Linked DNA regions of Homo sapiens: region 1 is linked to region 2. The links are chromatin loops, found by intact Hi-C in ENCODE. Cell type or tissue: endothelial cell of umbilical vein. All regions are shown on one strand. Region 1 overlaps HACE1 (HECT domain and ankyrin repeat containing E3 ubiquitin protein ligase 1). Region 2 has its middle 1.3 kb from the start of LIN28B-AS1.

The links. Hi-C counts contacts between places; a loop is a spot of excess contacts. Peaks named below come from ENCODE experiments on the same cell type or tissue, not always from the same donor. Only the 100,000 strongest peaks of a DNase experiment are listed, where the experiment ranks them.
Region 1: a loop joins it to region 2, with 4 times the contacts of the local background. A loop is called at or near these places in 8 of 110 quality-filtered maps.

What each region holds. Positions count from the first base shown.
Region 1 is chr6:104,783,727-104,786,226 of GRCh38, reverse strand. HACE1 (HECT domain and ankyrin repeat containing E3 ubiquitin protein ligase 1) reads left to right here. Exons shown (of 24, transcript NM_020771.4): 12 at 908-1,242; 13 at 1,742-1,810; 14 at 2,054-2,141. Among named protein-coding and RNA genes, the nearest start is that of HACE1, 75 kb to the left of the region's middle. In endothelial cell of umbilical vein, no CTCF peak of the experiment used is centred here; a DNase peak (open chromatin) is centred at 1,156; H3K27ac peaks cover 377 bases.
Region 2 is chr6:104,940,558-104,943,057 of GRCh38, reverse strand. It overlaps a transcript of LIN28B not described here. Among named protein-coding and RNA genes, the nearest start is that of LIN28B-AS1, 1.3 kb to the right of the region's middle. RefSeq lists an enhancer at 1,475-2,309. In endothelial cell of umbilical vein, a CTCF peak has its summit at 1,454 (motif pointing left); no DNase peak of the experiment used is centred here; H3K4me3 peaks cover 1,079 bases; H3K27me3 peaks cover 617 bases.

The DNA.
Region 1 (2,500 bases), 160 kb after region 2:
TGGAATTATAGGTGTGTGCCACCATGTCTGGCTAATTTTTTGTATTTTTAGTAGAGATGGGATTTCAATTCACCATGTTGGCCAGGCTGATCTCGAATTCCTGACCTCAAGTGATCTACCCACCTCGGCCTCCCAAAGTGCTGGGATTACAGGCGTGAGCCACCATCTCCGGCCTGCTAGTCAGTATTTTAATAGAAGTTTGGTAATTGTATCTCTTGTTTTAAAAAAACACTAATTATTAGAAATGGATTGTGTCTGTAAGTATATGTATATACATAAATATGCCACATTTTGTAATTTCTTGTCAAAAATTATCCAAATTCTAGGAATTATATGTAATGAAAGGAGCACAGTAAAAAAGCTGTTCATTAGGTTCTTTAGGGATTCTCATTTTTTAATTGAAAAAAGACATTTGTTTAATTGAAAGTTGTTGACATTGATCATATTAATACAGAAAATGTTGAGTGATTATACTTAGGGGTTCTCATTTTTTAACTGAAAAAATCTTATTTGTTTAATTGAAAGTGGTTGACATTGATCATATTAATACAGTAAATGTTAAGGGTGATTATATATAGTAGTAATGTGTGCTTTTAAAACTAAACATTTGAAAATTAAAAGAAGAAAGATTGTGAATTTTTTGTTAGATTTAGTTTTTCCTTTTTATTACAAGGAATACATACATACAAATTAAATTATTGCCATAAATGAAGAAATTGTCATTTATGTAGCATTTGTATAATTTTATTACTTACCTTTAGGCATTACTATCACGTTAACTTGGGAAGATAGAAATGACTAGAGTAAATTTTCTCTTCTATAATATTTGTCTAGTTGTGTTTTGTTTTTTTTTTTTTAATCCTGTAGTTTAAGAATGATGTTTAAAAAACACTTTTGTTTCTCTCAGCCTCTGGAATTGCTTTGGCACTCGTTAGATGAATGGCTAGTTTTAATAGCCACAGAATTGATGAAAAACAAAAGAGACTCAACAGAGATCACTTCTATTTTACTGAAACAAAAAGGCCAAGATCAAGATGCTGCTTCCATTCCTCCATTTGAACCTCCAGGACCTGGGAGCTATGAAAATCTGTCCACTGGCACAAGGGAATCTAAACCAGATGCTCTTGCAGGGAGACAGGAAGCCAGTGCAGATTGTCAGGATGTTATTTCTATGACAGCTAACCGGCTAAGTGCTGTCATTCAAGCTTTTTACATGTGCTGTTCTTGTCAGATGCCTCCGGGGTAAGAAAGTTTTGGCTTATTATTTTTTTTTTCTCTGATAGATGATGAAAAGCAGTGATACTTTTGTAATTTCAAAAACAACAAATAATAATTTGTTGATTTAAAGTTTTCTCCTTGTTTTAAGATACTCATACTAATCTAGATCTAGTAGGGAATATTTAAATATTAAGCAGTATATATTATTACTTTGTAGAATGGTGAATGTCACCTTGTATAGGATCTCTTAATTATGTATTTGAAATGTGTAGAGCAGAAATGCACCAAATTTCAAGATTTTTAAAAAGTCACTTGTTGATATCGTCTGCTGATGAGAAGTTAGAATCATTTTACAAATTGGCTAGGCATACTTCAGTTTCCTAAACTTACAAAGAAGATTCAAAACCAAATTCTTTTTTTTTTGGTTTAGAAGCCAGTCCAGTTCAGTATATATTTATCAAGTTCGCTATATTATATCACAAACTTTTGCCTGTGTATTCTGATTGATGTTTTCCCCCCACAGAATGACTTCACCTCGTTTCATTGAATTTGTCTGCAAACATGATGAAGTTTTAAAATGCTTTGTTAATAGGTAAGCTTTCTGGGTTTGTGGAGTACCCTGCTAGCCTTTCCTCTCTTTACTTACAGTTTCATCTAAACAGAAAAAATACTATTTCTCGTACTATTCAAAATATGCTCAATAACAAATGAAACTTTAATAGATATGGATTATTATGTGTTTTTCTTCTGTTTCAGTGTCAGTGTATCTGAATTTGCATTTCACTTAATGCTACTCATTCTTCCTGTCCATTTAAACAAAATATTTTTCTTTTAGAAATCCCAAAATTATATTTGACCACTTTCACTTTCTCCTTGAATGTCCTGAGTTGATGTCAAGATTCATGCATATCATAAAAGCACAGGTAGAAATTTTTCTTCATCTTTTTATTCTATCTAATGAAATTAATTTCTAAAATTCTAATACTGTTTAGTGGAATAATTATTACACTTCAGACATTCTGTTGTAAGAGGAATGATTGCATGTTACTTTAATATGAGGAGTAAGTTTTCTTCAAGAAATATGTACTGAGTGCCTACTATGTACAGAGGTCTGTACAAAAACAACAGAACACATTGCCACATTTCCTGAAAGGAGCTTAATGAAACTCTTTAGTTCTATAAGGCTGATTGTCCTTTTGAAAAGGATTTTAGCCCCCAAATACATTTGGGAAATTACATAACATATGCCCTTTGGAAATTTATAAATCACATTGGCAGCATG
Region 2 (2,500 bases):
GCGATTTTTAAATTTAAATCTTGACTAATTTCACAACAAACTTTTTATTGTTTCTGAAGTCTAGCAGAGAACATACATAGTAAGACACCATACAGTCTGACAAGGATTAATGAGAATATAATTATTGAATCATTTAGTTCCAGATCTATTGAGAAGCACCTATAAAGTTACCAAAAACCAATATGCATTACAACCCGATCCAATTCCTTAAATTTTTATGACCTTATATTGTAAAGCAAAGATTAGCTGATCCTACTTGTAAAATGGAAAAGTCAAATAAAACTTTTTTATTCATTGGTAGAAGAGGCCTTGTGTCAGTTTCATTTCTAAAGCTCTGTAGGAAATTAAGCACACTGGATTGCTGTGTTTCATACATGCAAAGATAAATAATTTGGCAGGCAAGAACCTTCCCTAAGATGGACAAGGGTGTAATTATTATTGAAAATGGAATACTGATTATTACATTCTCTTCTGTTAATTTATCATATGACTCCTCTATAAAATCTATGCAAATTCACAGCAGAAGAAAAAAAGGCATAAATTTCATAGCAAATTTATTTTTTCATACAAATTGGCATATATTTCCAAGAATTCACCCTTAACTTTCAAATCTTCCCTGAAAGCTTTCATAAAACTGTGATGTTTTATACTTATTGTTGGACGTAAAAATGTGCTTTTTAAAAAAGCACTTTTGCATTATCTAAGTAAATATGGTAATAACCAGCACCAAAAAAAGAAACATTAATATTTTCTTGATTAAAAATCACTTTAAGTCATATTTTCCCAGCAATGTTGTAAAACGTTTTAAATTCATTCTAATACTAGTTGTCAGGTGTAATTTTCACTTCCACAGTATTTGTGATCGATAAATAAAAAACTACAATAGAATAGGAGTATAATTTATTTTCCCCTTGCATTAACAATAATAGGTATAAAAATCTACAGTGGAGAATTTAGTTCCATGAACAGTGACACTTGGCAACCTTAAAAACCTACGGATGAAAACAAACCCACAAAGAACTGAAGGGAACTCAAGGAAACACAGGCACCTAAGATTTCATTCTGTGTTACATGAAACAATTCAAAATGGCGGACTTACTATTACTTACATTTAAGAAATTTCCGCAATAAGGGCACTAAATACATACTGTTAGATTTTACTCGAAAACACTCAATATTTACCAACGTGCAATTTTTAAAAAAAGTTTTTGGAGTACAAATCTTCACAAAGCACCCGCATCCAATGTTCCAGTCAGTAGTCAGTTAATGCTCCTGCAAACGTATCATTTCCTCTTTGGTTTTTCCTTTTCAAAAACAACCTAAATCCAAGTGCGTTCTTCCCCGTTCTTTTCAAAATCCTTAATTTTAATTCATGAATTTACATCACCGATACCAAAGCAAAAACGATCCCCGACGCCTGCCCGGTACAAAGCAGTTCGGCTTGCGGAGCGCGAAAGGGAGGTGCGCACGCCCTCTGGCGGCGCGGCCCCGTGCGTCCCAGACGAGCCGGCACCGGCCGCGAGGACCCGCCGCCGGGACCCCAGCCTGCGCCGCACCCTCGCGCCCTGCGCCCCCGCGTGGCCTGCGCCCCCGCCCTGCCCCGCCCCGCCCTCCCGCTCCAAGCCGGCTTTGGCCGCCCGGCAGCAACCGCAGCGGCGAGCCTGGGCGGCCGCTGTGGCAACGCAGTGCCCACACCGGGCGCCGACCCAGCAGCACCGAGCGGGGAGAGAAAGGTGTGAACCCGGAAGTACATCGACTGCCCGCGTCTTAGCGGCAGCACCGGGGCAATAAATCAGGGCCGGCGAAGGAAAGACGCGGCGCGCCGGCTTCCGAACCGCAACTTGCTGCGAGACCTGTCACTTCCCCGCGGTGCCCAGTCCTCGCCCCTCCCTGGCGCTCGCGCCTCCTCTTTTCTTCCTGCTCCTCAGCACGGAGCTCCCCTCGACGTTGCTCACGTGCCAGACTCGGGACCGCGAGCGGCGTCCGCACCCGCACGCACACCCGGCCACGCTCGCACTCGCGCGGCCGCGGGGCCGGCTGCTTACCTCCGGGGCCTCATGGTCGCGTCGCTAGCCTGGGTGTGAGAGGGGGAGAGGGTGTGAGGACGTGTGTGGCGTTCAGTCCCGAAGGACGGGGCGGAGGAAGGGGCCTGGAGTCTGTCACTTCCTGAGGGAGCGCGGAGGTCGAGAGACCTGTGAGGCGCGCGGCGGGGCCGGGAGGGTCAGCACATTGTGAGCCGGCAAGGGGACGCGGAACAGCCGGGCGGCGCGCGGCCACCGGGCACGGAATCCGCTGTCGCCACCACTCCGCCGCCGCAGCCCGGCGAGTGGCGGGGCGCGGGGAGGAGGGGGCTGAGCCGGGTGGGGGAGCGCGGGGCGCGGCGGCGGCACCAGGCGGTTCGACTGGAGCCCTGCGTCAGCCGGCGGCACGCGCACACCTGCCCGCCGCCGCTACCGGCCGCGTCATTGGCTGCCGGCGCCGAGCGCGCGAGATTGAACCT